Linked DNA regions of Homo sapiens: region 2 is linked to region 1. A link is an interaction called in ENCODE POLR2A ChIA-PET data of the cell type or tissue named here. Cell type or tissue: A673. All regions are shown on one strand. Region 1 overlaps TAF5L (TATA-box binding protein associated factor 5 like). Region 2 overlaps GALNT2 (polypeptide N-acetylgalactosaminyltransferase 2).

What was found. ChIA-PET counts read pairs that join two places held together with the same protein. Peaks named below come from ENCODE experiments on the same cell type or tissue, not always from the same donor. Only the 100,000 strongest peaks of a DNase experiment are listed, where the experiment ranks them.
Region 2: POLR2A ChIA-PET joins it to region 1 with 5 read pairs; 2 of 35 experiments call an interaction of 5 or more read pairs at or near these places.

What each region holds. Positions count from the first base shown.
Region 1 is chr1:229,588,702-229,593,701 of GRCh38, forward strand. It overlaps TAF5L (TATA-box binding protein associated factor 5 like), which reads right to left. Exons shown (of 5, transcript NM_014409.4): 5 at 4,433-5,000. Among named protein-coding and RNA genes, the nearest start is that of ABCB10, 32 kb to the left of the region's middle. In A673, no CTCF peak of the experiment used is centred here; no DNase peak of the experiment used is centred here.
Region 2 is chr1:230,124,381-230,129,380 of GRCh38, forward strand. All of the region lies in intron 1 of GALNT2 (polypeptide N-acetylgalactosaminyltransferase 2), which reads left to right. Among named protein-coding and RNA genes, the nearest start is that of GALNT2, 60 kb to the left of the region's middle. RefSeq lists silencers at 1-136, 2,795-2,874 and an enhancer at 2,622-2,916. In A673, no CTCF peak of the experiment used is centred here; a DNase peak (open chromatin) is centred at 2,861; H3K27ac peaks cover 3,426 bases.

The sequences.
Region 1 (5,000 bases):
TTTGATTAATATCTGTCTCTCGGCCAGGCTCGGTGGCTGACGCCTATGATCCCAGCACTTTGGGAGGCCGAGGCAGGTGGATCGCTGGCGGTCAGGAGTTCAAGACCAGCCTGACCAAAATGGTGAAACCCCACCTCTACTAAAAACACAAAAATTAGCCGGGCATGGTGGTGCACACCTGTAATCCCAGCTACTCGGGAGGCTGAGGCAGGAGAATAGCTTGAACCTGGGAGGCGGAAGTTGCAGTGAGCCAAGGTCACACCATTGCACTCCAGCCTGGGTTACAAGAGCAAAACTTCATCTCAAAATAAACAAACAAACAAACAAAAGCAAAAACAAAAACCTGTCTCCTTCTCTAAACTATAAACTCAAGCCAGGGACTGTATCAGTTTTGCTTTCCACTGTATTTCTACCCACAGATACAATGTTCACTCATAGTAGAAACTCACATTTTTATATACAAATTTCTTTTAGGCTAGGTGCGGTGGCTCATGCCTATAATCCTAGCACTTTGGGAGACTGAGGTGGGAGGATTGCTTGAGCCCAAGAGTTTGAGACCAGCCTGGGCAATACAGTGAGAGACTCACTTCTACAAAAATTTACAAAATTAGCCTAGCATGGTGTGCAAGTCTGTGGTCCCAGCTACCTGGGAGACTGAGGTGGGAGGATCACTTGAGTCTAGGAGGCGGAGGTTGCAATGAGCCGTGTTCACACCACGGTACTCGTCTGGGCAGGCAGAGTGAGATTCTGTCTCAAAAAAAGATGAAATAAATAAAAATTTATTTTAGAGATTTCAGTCGATCATAGGTAAGTTAATAAGTTGTCCTTCAATTAGTCAAATTGACAAGAAACATTTGTGTTCCTGGCCGGGCATGGTGGCTCATGCCTGTAATCCCAGCACTTTGGGGGGCCGAGGCAAGTGGATCACCTGAGGTCAGGAGTTTGAGACCAGCCTGGCCAACATGGTGAAACCTCGTCTCTACTAAAAATACAAAAATTAGCTAGGTGTAATAATTGTACATGCCTGTAATCCCAGCTACTTGGGAGGCTGAGGCAGGAGAATTGCTTGAACGCGGGAGGCAGAGATTGCAGTAAGCCAAGATCATACCACTGCACTCCAGCCTGGGTGACAGAGTGAGACTTCGTCTCCAAAAAAAAAAGTGTGTTCCTTAAATTCTATAATAGAGACTTTCTGTTTAGCCCAATGCAGTTTCAGACTAACTTTGCTGCTATGTGAGGTGTCAATATGAATTTTTGGCCAGGTGTGGTGGCTCATTCCTGTAATCCCAGCACTTTGGGAGGCTGAGGCAGGTGGATTGCCTGAGGTTAAGAGTTCAAGACTGGTCTGGCCAACATGGTGAAATCCCATCTCTATTAAAAATACAAAAAATTAGCCAGGCATGGTGGTGTGCACCTGTAATCCCAGCTACTCGGGAGGCTGATGCAGGGGAATGGCTTGAACCAGGGAGGTGGAGGTTGCATGAGCTGAGATCACGCCACTAGACTCCAGCCTGGGTGACACAGCAAGACTCCGTCTCAAAAAAAAAAAAAAAAGAATTTTTGGTCTGGGCTGGGTATATAATGAACACCTTTCTAAAATATGCGACTGAGAGCCAAGTTGAAGCACAGACTAATCTTTTAATCCGTACACTTAAACACCCATCTGGGCAACAGCAAAATCAGAAGTCTGCCATGCTCAATACATTTTCTTATGCCACCAAGACATTTTAAACATGTAAATAAAACAAACAGAAAGGTGGTAATCATATCCTTAGAAGCTGAATCTTGAATACAAAAACTTTAAATTGTTCCCTATTTCATCTTTATTCATTGCTTTAATTTTCTTCCATTTGGCCAGTCTCTTGCTAAATTAACATTACAGTCTGATTTTCTGAGTCTGTCATTCTAAGAAATTTCAGCTGGTTATTTTTACATTTTATTAAAAAACTTTTTTTTAAGACATGGTCTTGTGCTGTCTCTCAAGCTGGAGTGCAGTGGTGTCATCATGGCTCACGGCTGGCTCAACCTCCCAGGCTTAAGTGATCCTCCCAGCTCAGCCTCCCAAGTAGCTGGGGGCACAGTAGTGAGCCACCACGCCCTGCTATTTTTTAAAAAATTTTTGTAGAGATAGGGTCTCACTATGTTGCCCAGGCTGGTCTTGAACTCCTGGGCTCAAGTAATCCTGCCTTGGCTTCCCGAAGTGCTGGGATTATAGGTGTGAGCCACCATGCGTGGCCTCAGCTGGTTAAACACTTCCGCACCTTATACACATTTTAGAGATTTATCATTGTGGTTCAGAGTAACAGAATATTCTGAAGTTTCTTTCTTTTTTTTTTTTTTTGAGACGGAATCTCGCTGTTGCCCATGCTGGAGTGCAGTGGCACGATCTCGGCTCACTGCAACCTCCGCCTCCCAGGTTCCAGTGATTCTCCTGCCTCAGCCTCCCAAGTAGCTGGGATTACAGGCATGCGTCACCAAGTGGGTCCAGCTAATTTTTTAATATTAGTAGACACAGGGTTTCACCATGTTGGCCAGGCTGGTCTCGAACTCCTGACCTCAGGTGATCCGCCCGCCTCGGCCTCCAAAGTGCTGGGATTACAGGCGTGAGCCACCACACATGGCCTGAAGTTTCTTTTTGCCATATATTGTTTAGGTCTATTCTTACTGCCAGGTCCTGATCCTGTTTGTTGCTGCTAGTTTATTGGGCAGAGAGAAGCAAGAGTCTCGTAACTTTGGCTGGGAACATTTAGTTACTCCTAACCACAGTTCCGTCTTTACCTGGTACTGCAGGAATGAAGGCAGACAACAGAGTAGGGATAAAAGCAGGAGCTCTGCAGCCAGAATGCCCAGGTTAAAATCTGGCTTCCTCGACAACCAGCTGTGACCCTTGGCAAGTGACTTAATCCTTCAGTGCCTCGGAATCCTCATCTGTGAAATGGGGTTAAAAATACACTCCCCTCAGAGGGTTTTTGAGATAAAATAAGTTAATTTTCATAAACCACTTGGAGCAGTTTCTAGCCCATGGTAACTATTACCTACATGCTTATTAAATATCCTTATTTCTTTTTTGGAGGTTTTTAAAAAATATTTTTCTATCTCCATGGCTACACCCTCCTGCTAGAACCTAAGGATACTGAATCTATGGAGCATATTCAAGACCTGTGACTATTCCATGTCAGATATGGACGAGTAACAGAGCGTTGCTGCGCATTAAGTATGTCGTCTACAAAATGGTGCAAGTCCTGCATGCCTACCCTTTGGAGAAAAGAGTGCAATCTCTCTGCGCTAACCCACAAACACACACAAAACCTTTCCAAATCATCCTGTCAGAGATGTACTTTCACTTCAGAGAATAATTCTGTCCAACTTAGAGATTTTGTTGTTTCTGGTAATATACCACAGCATCTCACCTAAGAGTTTGCTTATTACAGATCAGAACACATTTGAACTCTAGGCTTTACGTGCAGAACACACGGAAGGTGATGCCATCAGGCTACTACCAAAGGACCCTTCTTCCAGTGTCTCAAATATATGGATTTTATAAATAAGAAACATTTCTGATTAATCAGCATTGTAGGTTCAAGTAAAAAAAAAAAAAACTGGCATAGAATTCTAGTCTTCCTACTTAATTTCCTAATGATTCTTGGTGTCCTTGTCAGAAAATTATTATTTTTTTCTTTTTTTTGAGACAGTCTCGCTCTGTCTCCTAGGCTGGAGTGCAGTGATTCGATCTCAGCTCACTGCAACCTCCGCCTCCCAGGTTCAAGCGATTCTTCTTGCCTCAGACTTCTGAGTAGCTGGGATTACAGGTGCCCGCCACCACGCCCGGCTAATTTTTATATTTTTAGTAGAGATGAGGTTTTGCCATGTTGGCCAGGCTGGTCTTAAACTCCTGACCTTGGGTAATCTGCCTGCCTTGGCCTCCCAAAGTGCTGGGATTACAAGAGTGAGCCACTACACCCGGCTGAGAAAATTATGTTTTGAAGTTCACTTTACTTTGAACGAGTCCTTTATCTGGAATTGTTCAATACATAGTTTGAGTTTATTGAACAGTCCAGTTCTTATGCCCCTTGGAGATTTTATAGTGGGGTCTTTGAAGGAAGTGCAAAGTAGGATCTCATCAAATGACTCTAGATGGTGAAATATATGTGGTCTCCAGTCAGCAACTATCAATCTTGGATGTACAAACAGCATTAAATGCCATCAATAATCCAAGTGAATACTAAGGGAATCATGATTCAAAGTAAGCTAAACAGAACCCAAGAACAGATAAAAATGCACCTTCGTTGGGGACAGTGTGGCCTAGGTAACCGACGGGTTATTGCCCTGATGAGAGGTGAGAGAGACACACCATCCCAGGACAGAACACTCACCCGCCTGTCCTCAGAGATGAAATGAGATGCCAACACTTTTTTTTTTGAAACTAAATACATTTTAATAGAAAACAAAATACAAAATAACTCTTTTCAGAAAACAGAAATATTTAATCCTTTTTCCACAAATTAGAACTTGCTTTATCCTCAGAGCATAGTTTGATATGCGTGCGTACATACTTACGATTTGTTTCACAAAGTGTTCATTAGACTGGTATTGCAGTGCAGGACGTGGGAGCAGTTCATTGCAGGAGAAAAAGACGTGGAAAAAGCCACACCTCTGAATGGTCATTCAGAAATTCAACATTTTTCTAATTCTATCTTGTTACTTATTACTCCAAATTATTCTTTATCATAATCTTTCTTTTGAGGGGAGAGAATTATTAAGAGAAGTGCAGCTTTGGAAAGAATTTTTCTTTCCCACCATCACTGCAGGAGCCCAAAGTGTTCTCAATCAAACCCACCCACCCACTTCCAGAAACATGTCAGCCAGGGTGATCAATCTGTCACCCGAAATTTCCCTTTCTCCCAATACACTGTGCTACCAAATTCTCTGAATTCCCTGAACCTCAAAATTCCAAGTATCAAAACCAGTGCCAGGAGTCAAACCTGAAAGATTAAAAGCAG
Region 2 (5,000 bases), 540 kb after region 1:
GGTCGTACTGGACTTGTGGCAAGCTGGAATGTCCCCTTGTCACCAGTGGCGTGTTAATGTTACTAAAAAGCAAGGAAAATATAATTGAGTTCTCCCTAAATCTACCTGTGGCATGAAAAAATCTCTCAGGTTGCATCATGTCCAGAAATAACTATGGTGGGGCCTAATGGGAGTAATTCCCTGGCTCCAGGTATTTGGAGGAGGCAGGCAGCACTTCTCATTGGAGTGATTTGGAACCAAGGCAGTACATTTTCCTGCTGTTCCTGAACAATCTGAAGTTTTGCAGATCCTTGGAGAAATAAAAGCCACAGTCTTGGAACCTCCCACCTTCTTTTGGCCTGAGTCCTTCTCATGAATTCAGCAACCAAAATGGAGTCATGGGGACGGGTGGGACCTGCCGTGATGGTCCCACCTGCATTACCCCCATGGCAGACTAGGGTGGTGTGGCCTGTCTGGGAATGTGGTCTTTCTCTCTGAGAACCCAGCTATGTGGTTAGTAACTCAGGATTGTGGCCCTGTGGTTACTGTGCACTAATCAGCCCTCCAAACACTGGAGGAGCACACCCTGGTGTCTGCACCGCTGGCTGTTTTCAAGAGTGTTGTTCTCTTCCACCAAACAGCCTACACTCAGCCCTGCACTCAGATTTTGCTTTATTTGTTGATGAAGCTGGAAAGAGTCCATTTGACGTGTAACCTGGTCTCCGCTAAGCGGTTGTTCTCTATTCTTGTCAAATGTGAAGGCTTCCCAAGCCTGGTTATGCATTGTTGGCTGCCAAAGAGGGCCAAGTGTTTGAAAGTGAATACCAGATTAGAGAATTCATAAATGAAGATGCAATAACCCATCACACAATTAGAGTGCAGGATCCCTTTCCCACAATCAGAGTAACAGAGATGGGACTAAGGAAGTTGTACAGGCCAGAGAAGGGAGGGGGCTGTGGGGAGAAAGAAGGAATAGCTGGTTAGAATGTCCCTGTGTTTCTCAAATTCTGCAGTTTCCTAGCGACCCCTCCCTCAGGAGTGTAGCGAGGCCTGGCTGGTGTTTGACAGCGTCACATATTTTAAATTAAAGGCAGAGTGAATAAGGAGAGATGAAAGGTTTACTGCGTTTGGATCGTGAGTCTTTCAGCCAAGATCGTGTCTTAAATTTTGTATCTTGTAATATCGTATCTGTGGGATTTCGTCAATAATGCTGACAAAATCTGAAGTTGTACAAAGGGATAGTGGGAGTTTCTCATCAGAGGTCATAGATTTTGGTGGGTAAGAGTGCTGCTTGCTTAGAGGGGTTTTGGCAGCTGCCTTCAGGCAGTGAGAAACTGTTAAGGTAGGAAGGAGAACAGACAACTTCGGCTTAGATGAGAAATTGTGAGCACTTTCCAACAGTGACATCCCAGTACTCTGTTTAAGTGAAAAGCTGAACTCTCTTAAAACTCTCTTGCCATGCCTCATGTCATCATTTCTCCAGGATTGGAATGTGTGCCACTCCTAGAAAGGATTATTGGCAGAGTTTCAATGTCTCTCTCCTGTCTTTCTTTTCCTCTCTTCATTCCATGTGAATATACGAAGGAAGGTGGCTCCCCACCCAGTGCTCAGAGGTTGGGTGGAGGCAGCACACAGACAGGTAGTGACCCTTCAAGCATGGGGAGGCCAGAGTTCAGAGGACGGTGTGTGGGCTACAGCCAAAGAGGAGCGAGGAGCAGGGAGGCCTTTTGGAACAGAAACCCTGAGCCACACTTGAAGAATGATGAGGTTCCCTAGATGAGTGTGTGGGGGCAGGGGTGTGGGGGCAACCCCAGCAGAGCTGTGGAGATGGTGATGGGAACTTCCCAGAGCAGGAGTGTGGGGTTGCTGTGCTAGGAGAGGGCTGTAGGAACACCCAGAGTGGAGACACAGGCAGGGCCAGTTCGGCGGGGGCAGGCACCCCTCTGCAGAATGTGGAAAGGGCCTGGTGATGAGTATAGCTGAGAGAGGGCAGCCATGCACTTTTTGGGGCCCGCTGGGGTGCTCTGAGAGGGAGGGATGGAAGGTTGCAAGCCTGGATTCTTGAGACCTGGAGACCAGGGAACAGAGTGACCTTTGTCTTATATCATAAGGGGGTTGCAGTTGAGGACTAACGGATGCCGATGCCTCGAGAGGGTTTGGGGTGTGGGAAGAGAGGCCCCCGCCTCCATCCTGCCTCGCGGGTAGAAACATGAGCGGGAATGAGAGTGGTTCAGAAGGCCATCCTCCCGCAGGCAGCCTCACTCACGTACCTCAGTCTCTCCTCGGAAAAGTGTGTGCATGGGATTGTAATATCGCATCTATGGGAAATGTCAATGTTGACAAAATCTAAAGTTGTACAAAGGGATGGTGGGAGTTTCTCATTGGAGGTCATAGATTTTGGTGGGTAAGAGTGTTCCAGCCCGTATAACCCCACGTGCACACTTTGCTGAGGAGAGACTGAGGCACGCCAAGGAGTGACTGCACCCAGCGCAGGTTCAGCAGTGGCCAGGACGATAGTCCCCTTCAGGATTTGGAGTGAGGAGAAAAGGATTTATGGGGCTGACATTTGTTTTCAGACCTAAACCATTCCTGTAAAATTGCAACCTAATTGCTCAGTCTGGCGGTTTCCTCTTCCTGGTAGTGGGTGAATGGAGGTGGGGGGAGCGTCTCCCCTCTTTTTTGGATAGATGTTAATATTTTGCACTGCTTTTAGCACCTGGGGAAAACCCATTAAACAAACGTCCCCCCCTCCCATTGCTGCCTGAGGCAGGGGCATGTGACCCACACACCCTACTTTACTCGGAAACAGTGACTTTGCAGCAACCCTAAATCCTGCTGTGAGCCCCGCCTGCGCTGGTGCTGTGTGATAAACTGACACCTCCCCCTTCTTCTCTGTGGAAGACTCTCTTAATGCTGTGAGCCCCGCCTGAGCTGGTGCTGTGTGATAAACTGACACCTCCCCCTTCATCCCTGTGGAAGACTCTCTTAATAGTGTAGTTTGATTTCAAATTCATTATGAATAGATTTTTTTTTTTGAGTTGGAGTATCGCACTCTCACCAGGCAGGAGTGCAGTGGCGCAATCTTGCCTCACTGCAACCTCCGCCTCCTGGGTTCAAGTGATTCTCCTGCCTCAGCCTCCCAAGCAGCTGGGACTACAGGCATGCGGCACCATGCGCAGCTAATTTTTGTATTTTTCGTAGAGGCAGGGTTTCACCATGTTAGCCAGGATGGTTTCGATCTCTTGACCTCGTGATCCACCCACCTCGGCCTCCCAAAATGTTGGGATTACAGATGTGAGCCACTGTGCCGGCCGAGGGTTTTTTTTTTTAATTTTAAAGAGCTGGATCTATGTGAGCCCCTCGCGGTGGTGGTTGCTGTAATCCTCCTCAGTGATACGCTCCCGTGCTCAGTTCATCAGAACACTCCTGGGTGCGTGAACTCTTTTGAGGTGTGAATTGTTGCACTGTAACTCATTCCTCATTACCACGGTATTGCTGACGTGGCATGTAAGATGGGATGTCTTACAGGCCAAGACGGAACCTCCCCTCAGTCCTCCCTGTGAAGCCAGCCGCTGTGGCCCTTGGTGCCCTCTGAGGAGCCATCTATCCCAGCGGCCCCCAAGGGCTGTGTGGGGGATGCAGGCACAGACTGAATGGGATGATTTGTCCCAAATGCAGCTTTTCTTTCCTTCTCTAGAGTTTCTCATCACCAGCTGGGTGGCTGCAGGAAGGGTGTCTGAATCCTTACCAATACCCATGAGGCCAGGGATGGTCAGGCCCCCAGAAGGCCTCTTAGTACTCTTCTGGCCATCTGGGGCCATCTGTCCTATAGCATAGCCTCTCTGTCACATCGCACTCACCATGTGCAGGTACTTCTAAATGCAAGTGCGCTGGAGAATGTGTGTGTGTGTGTGTGTGGTTATGAAGGAAAACAGGACCTTCGCTTGTCGTGGTGTGTACAAGGGCAGGCGTGTGTTCTCCGATGTTATATGGATTTTGTGGCCCTGAAGCCGTCAGCCACTTGGAGTTTTGGGGGGCTCTGCCTCTTCCCCGAAGCTCTGTTCTGTGGAGGCCACAGAGCCCAGCGTCTGCATGGCTGCTTATTAAATTCAGTGGGCCACTTGGGTCTTGTGCACCAGGGATGGAGCCACTGGCTTCTGGGTTGCCTCTGGAGTTGCTGGCTTTTGGATAGGGAGGTAAGGGAGAAAGTAAAACAGGAATGATCTTAGAGAAGGGACTTTCATAAGGGTGTGTGTGTGGCGGGGGCGGGGGTGGTTGGGGGGAGGTAGGCTTTCCTTTTTTCCCCCAAGCTAGTCTCTCCTGAGTGTCACAAGAGCCTGAGTGTTGGCTGGGAGGCATCTGTCTTCAGGGCCTTCCTTGCTCCAGTCTCCTCTTCTCTTGGAAGTTCCTCTTTCTGCCAGAGCATCAGCTCAGGACAGCCTTCCTAAGCCCCCATCTTCCTATATGTGGGGTGCCCCGAGCCCCATCCAGGGCACCTGCGCTTTCTGGTTCGGGGACATCTCATGCCTCAGCACTGTTGAGAGCAGCTCAGCCTGGCACTTTGTGGATGTTTGAGTCAGTGGAGAGGATTTTCTGGATTATCAGCAATACTTCCACCAGCTCCTTCTTCCTGAAGCCCCCGCGACACTTGTGAAGCACACACCCTGCTTTTACTCAGTGGCCAAATGCCGCCGCTAGCGACGCATCAGTCATTCGGTGTATTTCGGGCTCTCTCATAATTTTATGATGAGTTTGCTGTTCGTTTGTAGTCTGTTTCTAATCTGGCTCATTAGGAATTAGCAAAACTTGTCTCTTGCTCAAAATAGATTGTGTTGCCAGGATTCAAAGCCAAATTCTGACTGCAGATATGCTGCGAATTTTTCTGTTTCTTTAGACTTTTTTCTTTCCTGTCCTATAACCTGTTTGTTAGTGGGGTAGAAAATCCACAAATTTAACTCTTACTATTTTATTTTTTAGAGATGAGATCTTGCTCTGTCACCCAGGCTAGAATGCAGAGGCGT